Regions from separate parts of the Homo sapiens genome. Here region 1 is linked to region 2. Evidence: chromatin contacts called from ENCODE Hi-C data. All regions are on one chromosome and are shown on one strand. Each heading gives the region's core, a stretch centred on a gene start or an enhancer-like site at or near the end of the contact. The rest is flanking DNA. Distances are from core to core; before and after follow the strand shown. Region 1 holds the start of LINC02797 (long intergenic non-protein coding RNA 2797). Region 2 holds the start of NEGR1 (neuronal growth regulator 1).

Region 1 (6,132 bases), core at 483-2,982, 570 kb before region 2:
AAAAATATTAAGGGCAGATTTCAAATGTCACTGACAAAGAATTCCTGGCAATAGATTACAGTACATAAGAAACACACCCTGTAGAATCTCTACGGTTTGATTTAGTCCTACCAAAACCACTTGCAGATTCAATTATGCAGCACGCGGATACAGTACCAGGAAGAGCAGTCCTGAGAGATAATCTCATTCACATCCCATTAAAGCAATGAAGAAGGCTCTTGAGGAGCAACTAACATTTCAAGAGCTAGGGTCTGGGGCCCAAGGCGTGCATATGATTAAACCAACCCAGCTAGAAGCAATTATCTACAGATTACCTCAGGCATCCTCTGAGGATGAGTTGTTTCTGAGAGGACACAGTGTCATTCAATCTGAATTCAGTAATTACAACAATTCATTTGGAAGATAGAAATTTACCCTCTGCTTTACAGATTAAAGAAAACGAGCTTGCAAATGCCACCACTTCAAAAATATTCCAAGTCTCATCTATCATTTCTTTTTTAGAGACTTTCCAAACTTCAAAAGTACCCTAAGTCTGAAATATGCATACTGCTTAGATATATGAAGGCTTATAACTTTTGATCTAGAAACAACTTGTATGAACTGAACACAATTTAGGTATTTGGCACAGAAGAATGGGACTGTACAGAAGAAGGAGGGAGTATGTATTTATTTTTATTTTATTTTATTTCATTTATATTTTTTGAGATGGAGTTTCACTCTTGTCACCCAGACTGGAGTGCAATGGCATGATTTCGGCCCACTGCAACTTCTGCCTCCCAGGTTCAAGTGATTCTCCTGCCTCAGCTTCCCAAGTAGCTGGGATTACAGGCACCCACCGCCACACCTGGCTAATTTTTGTATTTTCAGTAGAGACGGGTTTCACTGTGTTGGCCAGGCTGCTCTTGAACTCCTGACCTCAGGTGATCCGCCTGCCTCTGCCCCACAAAGTGTGGGGATTACAGGCATGAGCCACTGTGCCCAGCCCTCATGAATTTATTAGATAGGCACTTATAGGTCCCTTTATATATGTCAGACAGTATGCTATAAAATAATAATAGAGAAGTAATAGAAAAACTCAGATTTGTAGTTACACTTAGATAAGAATGGTTCAGTGCCATAAATGCAATAAAAGCAGCGAACCTCTGTTAGTTTACTTGGCTACTATAGCAAAATACCATAAATTGGGTGGCTTATGAACAACAGAAATTTATTTCTTACAGTTCTGGAGACTGGGACATCCAAGGTCAATGTGCTGGCAGATTCAATGTCTGGTAAGTTCCCATTTTTCTGGATCATAGATGGCTGCTTTTTCTCAGTGTCTTCACAAGGTGGAAAAGATGAACAGACTCTTTTTGGCCTCTCGCTCTTATAAGGGCACCGATTGGATTCGTGAGGGCTCTGCCCTCATGACATAATCACCTCTGAAAAGTCCCACCTCATAATAACATTACCTTGAAGGTTACATTTCAAAATAAGAATTTTGGGGTAACAGAAGCATTCAAATCATAGCAGAACCTAACTCAGCCTGGGGCATGCTTGGGAAAACCATTCCAGGAGTGGCAACAATTGAGTTGATTATTGAGGATGATTAAGCATTAGTTCCAGAATATAGAGAGTTATTGAAAAGAAGGAGCATGTGTGAAACATTCTTACCTATGAAGTAGAATTTGTTTTGTTTTTGGCAGGGAGTTTTCATGTTATGTCTGTATGCCTTGGGTATATGGTAGAATTCTATGAGAAGTTAAGTTGGCAAAGGCCAGATTACAAAATAATTTAGGCATCAAGCATTGAAAAAGAAGTTAGAAGGTATCAAAATAAAATACAATCTCACTTACCACTACATTTAGTGGTGAAAGTCCACCCCTCTTTATCCTCCTCACATAATTGGTCATTAAATACTCCCTTAGTCATTTCTCTGTGGCCACAGAGACCTAGTCTTGAATAGTTAAGTAGCAGAAAGCTTGTTTCAATGTTGGTGACCTGACTGTACTCCAGGACTCTACTGTATGTGATCCTGTCTTGCCACTTGATGTTAATTATAGCCTGTAGCCCATGCAAATAAAACTGAGATTAAAACATGTGATTTGAATTACTTGGGCCAAATCTCACAATTTGAGGCTGTCACTGCTACCACTTCTCTATAAAGTATGAGCTTTGCTTCAATCTGAATTTTTAAACCTACCTTTAAAAATGCTGATCACAACAAAGAGCACTGCAGTTTGGCATATTTATCGGGAACACTGGAGTTCTTTGCTCATCTTCATTGAGCAAGCCATAGTAAGCAGAAGGAAAGGAAGTAAGGAAAGAAGGGAGGAAGGAAGGAAAGAAGGAAGGGAGGAGGGAAGGGAGGGAGGGAAGGGAGGGAGGGAGGAGGGTACCAAATTAACAGAATACATGTCAACATATCAATTAGTGTTTCTTCCCTGAGCAATGGCTGTACATTGACCCTGATTCTTTAGATAAGATTCTGCACATCAAACCATTGGATAAACTATAAACAATTGTGCAAGTATTAATTATTGAAATTTTTTAAAAAAAATTTCTTAATATTCTGCAATCTCCCACTTTACATAAATTTACCTCCAACTTAAATACCTCGGAAAATACATATTCTTGTCAACTGGCAATACTCTCTGTAAACCACTCCTGAAGGCAAAGAACACTCAACACTAAAACAGAGAATGAGTTATGATTAATAACAAGTTACCATAATAGTGGGGTAATCTGCTAAAACAAAATCTTATTTGCTTCTGTTATATATGTGTCCGCATGTGTGTGTACATTTTTATGTATATGTCTATGTGTGTGTACATGTGTTTCTTTATGGTGAGCCATGTGCCATAAAATCACTAATCTTGGTTTTGGAAATTTGACTTCTCTACCCACATGAGTTTCTTAAAATGTTCATAATTGGACGGATATTATGGAAACTGTATAGGTAGCACTTCAGGGATGTCCCGCTAACTCTTTAGCCTAAGGATATCATTATATTATAATTCTTTCTCCCTGAATCTCATAGTATCTTCATTCTCCCACATTCATGGAGATAAAATGTCAGGCTTTGCTCTTTCGTGGATCAGTCATGACCTTCTGTGGAAGCCTATACCATCCATTCCTTTGTAATTACTAGTTTAATCTCTAAACAACATGGATTCTGAGTAGAAATTCACCATTTCTTAATACAATATTCAGAATTTCTAAATTTCCCTAAGTCTTGCATACAAAGTGAGGGAAAAAATTATGTCCCATAGACAGTAACTTTTTTTCTGTCACCTTTCAGACAGAAAGGGGCAGAAAGCTTGCTTGAGAATCAAGTTTCTAACTCTGGTTTTGTTATCACCCAGGAAATCACTTAATTATATTGGGCTATAAATTTCTGATTTTTTCAATTATAAATTTATAATGCATAATTTTTGAAAATGCTTTTGGCTCAAAACTTATGTTAACTCTATGACTATGATATAATTGGACTGTCTACATCACTCAAATTTAATTTTTAACTTTTATTAAGTGAACATAAGTCCCTAGAAAAGGTTCTCTTATACAAGTTAACTTTAATAAATCCAAACTCAAACATTTACCAGCTGGATAAAAATTGATATGTGTAACACTGGAATACATAGAAATTTCAGCCTCATCTTCCAGCCTGGGCAGCCGAGATTGCAACACTGCACTCCAGCCTGGGTGACAGAGGGAGACTCTGTCTCAAAAAAAAAAAAAAAAAAAAAAAGAAAGAAAGAAAGAAAGAAAATTAAAGCTCAGTACAACGACTACAAAATGACACAGCTGAAAGAATGACTCTGTAGTTTTCTAAAAGGAAGTCTCTACTCCTTAGTGAATAATTTTTCACTTAAGTAAAACCAAGAATTCTGACCTTTTCCCTCTCCTCTCTAGTAACACTTCTCTTCCAGTTCTACTGTCAAGATAAAAGCCTTTCCCCCCAACTATGATATGTTAAGGCTTTTAAGAAAGTGTGGACAAGAAAGTCAATTATGGGTTTAAGCTTTGATAATATACTCTAAGTTTTCACAGAAAACTAAGTGATTTGCTCCCTTTTCCACCTCACTTACTCTGTTTGGATGCATACTGCAAGAGAAAATTCACTTTTCAACTAGTTGCACTTATAAAAAGACCCTGGGAAAAATCCCACATGCTCTGAGCCAGCTGCAGAGAGGCCGCAGTGGTTCCTTAATGACTGCAGCCTAAGGATGCAGGAACGGGGCCACTAATCCGACTTCAGATGAGCACAGCACTTTTGTGAGACTATGGAAATAGGAGGTTAGACACTATACCTGGGCCATTCAGCAACCTTGTATCTTCAGGAAAAGCTGCAGAGACCTGCTGATCCTGGAAACAGCTTCAGGTACTTCTATCATGAGGAGTGGTCCAGCATGCCTACAGAGGTTGTCCAACCCTAAAAATTTACTCTGATAGAAAAATAATATTTTTTCCAACCCATTGGAAAGTAGAATTGTCAATGTATTCATTTGCCTGCTTTTTTAAAAAGGATCATCTAACCATAAAACAACCTATAAATAAATATTGTTCTTTCTTTGTAGTGAGGTGATTAGAAATGATTATTTCACACATATGCTAGATTTATAGCCTATTAAATAAAACTTATATATGTCATATTCAACTTTATTTTCTCTTATTTTAAATTATATTTTGCTAAATATGTTAGCATAATTTTATTGTCTGAAGGTAAAACAATCATCTGAAGAACGTCTTCGTGTTGTAGACCTGTGTGCATGGTGTTTCTGTTCTTCATATCAACTGACTGGATTGCTGCCACCTCGTTAGCCAGCTCTCAATCAAGCAAAGAAAGCACATGAATTGAGAGATTGCTGCATATGGCAGACTGTACTGAGTAATCTTTAGGGAATACTTTCTGCCAATTTGGGGTTCTAAATCTGTTTTATGTTCACATTAGTGTCCTCAACTAAGAATAGAATTCCAGCTTCATTCAAGTCACAGTAAGGCTTGTTTTCCTGTTGGAATTTGGATGTATTCCTGAAAGTGCATGCATAGAACAGTAAACCAATCACTGAAGAATGAACTATCAGTCTGAAATGCCTAACACAACAATCGTTTAGTCAGTAATAGGAAACAATTTTGCTTTACATTTGAAAGTCTGGCTTTAACTTATGACTTTGTCAATATGTACTAAAGGCCACAGAAAAAGAGCTATGATTAATCTGCTATCAACCTAACTCTGGGCAGTTGTGTGTTTTGTTCTGTTGAGTTCCTGCATATGCATAACAATAATATTGCCTAGATTCAAAAGAAAGCATAGGAAAGTCCATTTCCTGAATAAAGTACACTAGCCCAGCAGGAAAATCATGTGAGAAAGGTTTGAATGCAAAGGTTATCAGTTTATTACAGCAACCCCAGAGCAGTGCTTGTAGTAAAGAAGCTTTTTAGTTCTTTATAGCTTGTCCTTTCAACAAATACTACTGTGCATTTTTCTGGGCAACACAATATGCCACTTGCTAAAGAAGCCACAGGTGAGTAATACATAGATTCTTTTCCCAAGGAAATTATGATCTATTAAGATGGATAAACAACTAAATATAAGAGAAGAAGCAACGAATTACTCTTACCCCTCTAGTAAATTATAGAGACACCTTAAGATCAGGAATCAGGGGATGCCATCCCTCATCTCTCATCATCACAGATTGTGTTCCTCAGAATTAGACCCTAATATAAGCTTTGGATGCAGGTAGTTAATTTACTTAAGAAGTGATATTAGACAACACTGGTAGGGGAATGAGGAAATGAAACATGGGAGGGAAGGAAGTCAATATTGGCAGCTTTTATTGGCAGGTTATTGTCAGGGCAACCTGCACAAATGCTGGAAGACAGCCTAGAAAGCCTTCAGGGTTACCCATTCACTGAGTGCAGAGGACTGGCTTTTTATTCACCAATGTCCCTCTCATATTGGATGAGGGCTATTGCATGCTGCACTAATTCCTAGATGCTTTCAACTTGTCCCAAGCATGGACCAAACACTTTCTGTGGCCATAAAGAGATCTAGGGTTTCCACTGGGAAGCTGCAAACACATTAGTGGATAGTGAGTGGTAAAGGAGTACCTGTGAGATGGCAACTTTATCTGTTCACTCCCTTTGCTG
Region 2 (6,667 bases), core at 2,857-5,356:
GTACAGTTTATAAGGGCTTCCTGACTGCCTCCTTCAGGAAATACAAAGTGATCTCATTAGCTCTTTCCATTAGGTCCTGGGACCCGTCTTGGCTAAAACTTCTCATGCTCACACAGTAATAACATGGTCTGTCGTGGGGTGGGGGAGGGGGGAGGGGGGAGGGATAGCATTAGGAGATATACCTAATGTAAATAATGAGTTAATGGGTGCAGCACACCAACATGGCACATGTATACATATGTAACAAACCTGCGCGTTGTGCACATGTACCCTAGATCTCAAAGTATTAAAACAAAATAACATGAAAGATGAAGCTGGCTTTACTCATTCACTACTAATAAACAAATGTAAACTTCTATTTTTTTCCATTCTAACAATCACAGTTACACTGTTGAATAAAAATCGAGTTTATTAAAGTAAGCAATCTTAAGAAGCTTCCTTATATAACATTACTCTTTCCAACATCCTTAGGGATTCAAAATACAGGTCATAGGGCATGAAAGGCAGGAGTGGAATCAATCTAGATAATGAAATAATCTGCAATCATAATCAGGCTCCACCTTTCTCCTTTTATACTAACTCCCTACTGATTATTACATTTCTTGAAATACTAGAAGTTGAGCTTTTAAAGCGAAAAAAGGTACATCATTATAAAGAAATAATAATTAATTCCAATGTCACTTCCTTAAAATTCTAACCAAAGGAGTAACCCATTATACCCACTCCACTATTTGCCTCTAAAATGTTCTAAACAATGCTATTACTAATTCTTCTATTTCAAAAAATTCTACTAAGGAACTATTTGCTATTTAAGCTTTTTTTTCTCATTTGGTTGTTGTTTGGTTTTGTTTCGATTTTCCCTCAAAAAGAGCCAAGACAATCCGAATTTAAGTCTCTGTTTGTAAGAATTCCAGGACTTCAAAAGCAAATATTAGAAACCACGTAAAAGCCTGTCAGATGTTTTGCCCTTAGAAAGGTTTAGGGAATAGGAAGTCATAAAAGCTTTTAAATTCATTTTCTTTAGTCAGAAGACTAGAAGTATAAGGGTCTGGAGAGGCTGCCCTACCTGACATTCTTGCACTTGCTGTAAATAATAGTGACGTACCTGTAAATACTTTCCCCCATAATCCAGACATCTATACACTAAGTTCAGTCATTGCTTTCTTTAGATGGGTTCTCCAAGAGTTAAGTGTGATCTGTGAATGGTAGTTGAGATAAAAAACTAGAAATAAGGAAAGGAAACTGTCTTTAAAAGAAGTGGCTCCAGTTTCCGTTTACAAGCCTGAAGGGTTGTTGTACATATTAAAACTGCAGCATAGCTCCATCCCTGGTCAAAGAAAACCCTCCTCCTACCACCCCCAACCCACCCCCGTGGACACTGAAGATGTCAGATCTCTGGGAAACAGCAGTCAGAAAAGGATGCTTTTCATAGCTTGTACTAGAAAACACTGGCACCCCCATCCCTGCTTAAAATAGCACTAAACTGAGTCACAATGCAGGAAGCTATACCTTCTGTGTCTCTTCAATAGAATCTAGCTCGTTTCTACTGAAATGCTAAATAATACTGCATAGCTTTGCCCATGTATGTGACATGTCAAGTCTTCTAATCCCCCGTTTGCCCTAGATAATTTTACGCTTTATCCATCAGCGTGCCACGCAAGATAGAAAAATGCAGTTAACAAGATGACAGTGTTACTTAGGTATTTGGCATCGATATTAGTGAGAGTCTGTCATTTCACAATTATTTCCCTAGCATACCAGACGGTAAAGAAAATGTTTTCATTCATCCGCAAATGACTAACATTTTATTGATGTTTCAAAATGCGGTTGAAACTATTGCACTCTCAGTTTCCGAGTCGGTTTTGAGAGTTAAGGCAGAATACTAACATCAGTGACTCCTGACGCAAATGTCTCCGTTAGCTGCCCAGCCTTGGAGTGCCAGTTCAGCAGGGAGGTGTTGCTAGTTAAGGATTCGTCTGTAAGCCAGTCTGGGTGGTCACAGGTGATGGGAACCCTTCCCTTTCCCCATATATCCCCGTGCATGGCGATAAAAATCACTCTGAACACTGCTACCACCAAGCAAAACGACTCCCTGCCTGCCTCGTAAAGAGCTCAGTCTGCGGAGGCAGCCGGATGCTGACCCCTGCAGAGAGTCTTGCTTCGGTGCGCTTTGCCAAATGACCCTGCTAGCATTATGGAAAACGAGTTACGGACGTGTGAGGTTTTGCTTCATTTCCTCCAAAAGAAGAACTGGGATCTGGCAAAGAATATCTTCTTCAAACACTGCTAAAGGGGGATGGGGTGGAGGAAGGGAAAAAGTGTGTGAGGGGGAGGGAGCTTATTTTTTAATTACTTATTTTCCATTTTCACTTCCCCGCTCTGCTTCCCAAACTCCTCGCTGAACAAGATTGATTGGTGTAACTGCTAACGACTCAGCCTCGGTTCTCGCATTGATTTGCAAATGGCCCGGAAAAGCTTAAGGATCTTGAATCTGGAAATGAGTTCAAGAAGGAAAGAAGAAAAAAGAGTAGGGGTGGCCCCACGCCTAGTATCTCCTTCTGCCTTGGGCCAGGGCAGGGCTGAAAACAGCCCGGCGAGCTGCGGAGGGGCTGCTGCGTGGGGAAGCGGAGGTTACCGCTCTGCACCGCGGAGGAGCAAGCCTGTTAACGCGGTGTGGAGGCTGTTAAGAAATACAACCCTGCGACTCGTTAAACCCCTTAACTCTGCCCTGCCTTGACTCGGATGCGCCGATTATTCGGCCTGATAGGCTCAAATGGGTTAAACTGCCTCTTACATAACTGGACCGCCTGGGCTCTACACAATTAAAACACTTGATTGCAGTCTTTTCCCGACTCTACATCCCAGCATGACCCGCCCCGTCCCTCCCAGCGCGCCTGCGTGCCGCGCGTGCACAGGCCCCCGCGCGCACGACACGCTCTCTATCACACACACACTCCATGTTGACCATAAACAATCCCCTACTCACACACACAACTTAGTGTCAACACCCACAGATAAAAGAGGGGCGTCCTGCAATCCATACGGGCCGACCGCCACAAACACGCAAGCTGCTCTGCCGCAAGGCCTTGCACCTCCTCGTGTCCCCGCAAAAAAGCAGCGCCCCGCCACCGTCCCTACCTATTCCCGAGAAAACGCAGAGAGAACTAGTTGGCTGCTCGCTAACTGCAGCGTAGCCACCCAGGCAAGATTAGAAGAAAATAAACAAAAAAACAACTCACAGTCGCCGGCGTCATGATGGCGCCGACCACAACTTGGAGGACTTCAAACTTACGGTGCCTCGAGAGGTAAAACGCACCGGTGAGGGAAGGCAAAGCGCCCCTCAGCTCTCTTCACCCCAGCCCTGACACGGAGACTTTTCTAGCAAAGAATCCCTCTAGCGCTTACGACAGTAAGGAGAGCCTTCATTCTAAGGTGCCTCTCTTTCCCCCTTAGTTTGCATAATTGTGATACAGTTCCTCCTATTTTTTTTTTCGTTGTCTTGCTTTTCTTTTTTTTTTCTTGCTATCTTTTTTCTTTCTTTTTTTATTATTTTTTTAATCCCCCTCCCTTCTCCATCCCCAGTCCCCTGGCGGGGTTGCTAAGGAAACGGCCGCTTGGCAACGCGCGCGAGCCCGGGAGCCGGCGGCCGGCGCAGCGCTCCGCGCTGCTTCTGCTGCTGCTGTTGCTGTTGCTGCTGCTGCTGCTGGGATTGCAGCCGCCGCCGCCGCCGCTCGCCCTGCCTCCTCCCCCGCCGCCGCGCCTCCTCCCTCACTCGCCGGCGCGCTCGCCTCCTCGCTAGATGGTGTGCGAGCCGCCCGAGAATTAGACACACTCCGGACGCGGCCAAAAGCAACCGAGAGGAGGTGTAGTGTGGTGCCAGGGGGAGGGAGGGGAGGGAGGGAGGGAAAGCGAAGAGGAGGAGGGGAGGCAAAAACACCGAAAAACAAAAAGAGAGAAACAACACCCAACAACTGGGGTGGGGGGAAGAAAGAAAGAAAAGAAACCCACCCACCCACCAAAAAAAAAAAAAAAAAAAAAAAAAAAAAAAAATCCTGTGGCGCGCCGCCTGGTTCCCGGGAAGACTCGCCAGCACCAGGGGGTGGGGGAGTGCGAGCTGAAAGCTGCTGGAGAGTGAGCAGCCCTAGCAGGGATGGACATGATGCTGTTGGTGCAGGGTGCTTGTTGCTCGAACCAGTGGCTGGCGGCGGTGCTCCTCAGCCTGTGCTGCCTGCTACCCTCCTGCCTCCCGGCTGGACAGAGTGTGGACTTCCCCTGGGCGGCCGTGGACAACATGATGGTCAGAAAAGGGGACACGGCGGTGCTTAGGTAGGAAGAACGGCGTGCTTTTCGTACTTGTTTCGGTCTATCTTTCTGTCTCTCTTTGAACCCTCTTTGCCTTCTTTATAACACAAGCAATAATGCTGGTGGTGCTCATCATGGAAAGACCACATCCCAAGAATTCCAGGTGCAGATTCTTCCCGGAGCCCCGGCCCGTTTATGCTGGGGCAGGTAGCAAGCTGGACTCGTGATGCTAAAGCACTTTGCCGGAACGCCAAGTAGCCTGGGGATGAGTGAACTGTCAGGTTTAGAAGGAGGGGCAGGTGCCACTTTGAAACTCAATGCACAAGGTCTCTGTTTTACTGTCATGGGGTACTCCTGGAGAGTCTGACAAGTTTATCAGGTTTGTTTCTATTTTACTCCAGCATAAGCGACTCTTTCAAACTGCTGTTCTCTGCTCCCATTTATTTTCCCTCTCACTTGGACACTTAGGCTCGATTTCTTGCTCTTTATCTTTCTTTCCTTTTACCGCTTTCTGTTTTCTTTCTTTTCTCCTTCCTCATTCTCTTATACCATTTTCCCCACCTCCTTGTAACTCTTTTTCCCTCCAATATCTCTTTTCATACCTTTTCTATTTTCTGTTTTTTCCCTCCTTTTTAAAATTTCTTCTCATATTTTCTCATTTTTATCTCCACGACTCTAATTTCTGTTCCTCACATTTAATCCCCTTTCCTCCTCTCTTTTACCCTTTTTTCTTTTTGTCTATTTTTTTTATTCCTCCTTAATGTCCCTATCCTGTGCCCTGTCTTCCCTCTTTTGACTCCCATTTCTCATCCCTCTCCCCATACCGTTTCCCACCCCTGTGGCACACACAGGCATGGTCACTGTTCCCCTCCAGTACCATTTACTCACCCTCATAAATCTTATTTCCATAAACATACTAACTCACATACTCTCACATCCTCACATGCACTGGCACTTCCATGCTGTAAGAACCACTTCCACATTCAGATTGTCTCTCACTGTTTTTAAAAGGCATACTCTCCTTCTCTGTTCCACATTGTCACTCACACATGTGTACACACTGCCTGTCTCACTCGCTGCTCTCACTCTGTCTCTGCTTCTCTCTTTTTCTCTTTCTGTGTCTTTCTATCCCCTTTTTATTCCTACCTTCCTCCCTCCATCAGTCTTCACTTTTACTTATTTTTCTCATTTTCCCTTCTTTCCTCTGAGCTTGAGCTCTGAGGTGGTTTGTCATTAATAAACATCCATACCCTGATTTTACCCCTAAGCAACACTGCAGAGTGGGAGTCTGGGAATATTTTATTTCCTATGAAAATATAAATGGATGATCAGCAAAGCTTAGATCTAAACAAAGCTAAACGCCCTATTCCTTCATTTCTTTCCCATCACCCTCCCTTCTCCCCCTGCCACCCCACCTCACATTTCCCTGAAAGATCTTCTTTTTCTCCACTGGGTGGTAGTTGGCTTGTAAGTCTGGCTTGCACAACATCAGTGTACATGACATGTCTAAGGTGAAAGAGAGTGGGAAATGTTTCTGTTTGAAACATGCAACATATTTAAATTTAATGATGTGGGTGTGGTATATGACTTACACCTTTTGGAACATGCCTATGAGTTCAAATTTGGAATACTATCGTATTTTTTAATATACACTAATACATATGTTTTTAATAATTTCTGTTTTGAATAACAAATGCCACTATATACAAAAGTAACTAATATCTTTGATATTACACAGTAAAAAAAAACTTTTCATTGTTGGTAACAGTGATAAATTCTTTGTCACAGAGAGGATATAAATTAAGCCTGTATTTTCTCTTTATGTTAAGTTTGTTTTAGAAGTTTGAACAACAGTGGTAAGGGCAAGACACTATCTTCAGAGATTGCAAACACATATCATGGGAGCTGCAATATGTATTTTTGTAGCAAGCAACATATTGCTTATTTGTAGTGAGCATTACCATTTCCACCCTAAAGGGTTTAGGAGACTGCTTTTCTTTCAATAATGTATCCTGGCATTTGGTTTCCCAAACAAACAACAATTTAATAAATACTATGGTTAGTGAAGATAGCTGGACCCACATTCTGCTTCCAGGAGACCCATGTTTAGTTCACTCATTGCTTCCAACAGTGGAGCTTCCCTAATATGTGGGGACCATATATTTCCAGTGTTGTTGGTTTGGTGCAGTCCTTGTTTACTTTGTGTGCTCTGTACCTCATCCATTTTGATGCTATATCCCGCATTTTGTGATACTGAGGGAACTTGACTTTCAAACTTCTTAAAGAGAACAGAGTCTCTGTGTCTTCTCAATAATGTTTCTAACAAATTAGATTTTAGTTTTTAAATTTTTTTATCATATGAAAT

What was found. Hi-C counts contacts between places; a loop is a spot of excess contacts on that map. Pooled maps may share reads with other maps.
Region 1: a loop to region 2 is called in a map of endothelial cell of umbilical vein, with 4 times the contacts of the local background. The contact joins the promoter of LINC02797 here to the promoter of NEGR1 in region 2. A Hi-C loop is called at or near these places in 1 of 168 maps with a recorded cell type or tissue (endothelial cell of umbilical vein) and 2 of 50 pooled maps.

What each region holds. Positions count from the first base shown.
Region 1 is chr1:72,845,889-72,852,020 of GRCh38, reverse strand. LINC02797 (long intergenic non-protein coding RNA 2797) reads right to left here and starts at 1,732. Exons shown (of 3, transcript XR_001737674.2): 1 at 1,654-1,732; 2 at 1,219-1,319.
Region 2 is chr1:72,279,978-72,286,644 of GRCh38, reverse strand. NEGR1 (neuronal growth regulator 1) reads left to right here and starts at 4,106. Exons shown (of 7, transcript NM_173808.3): 1 at 4,106-4,326. The coding sequence starts at 4,151. It overlaps LOC105378797 (a long non-coding RNA gene), which reads right to left and starts at 3,711. Exons shown (of 6, transcript XR_947506.3): 1 at 3,240-3,711. RefSeq lists an enhancer at 1,089-2,288 and silencers at 3,670-3,759, 3,860-3,919.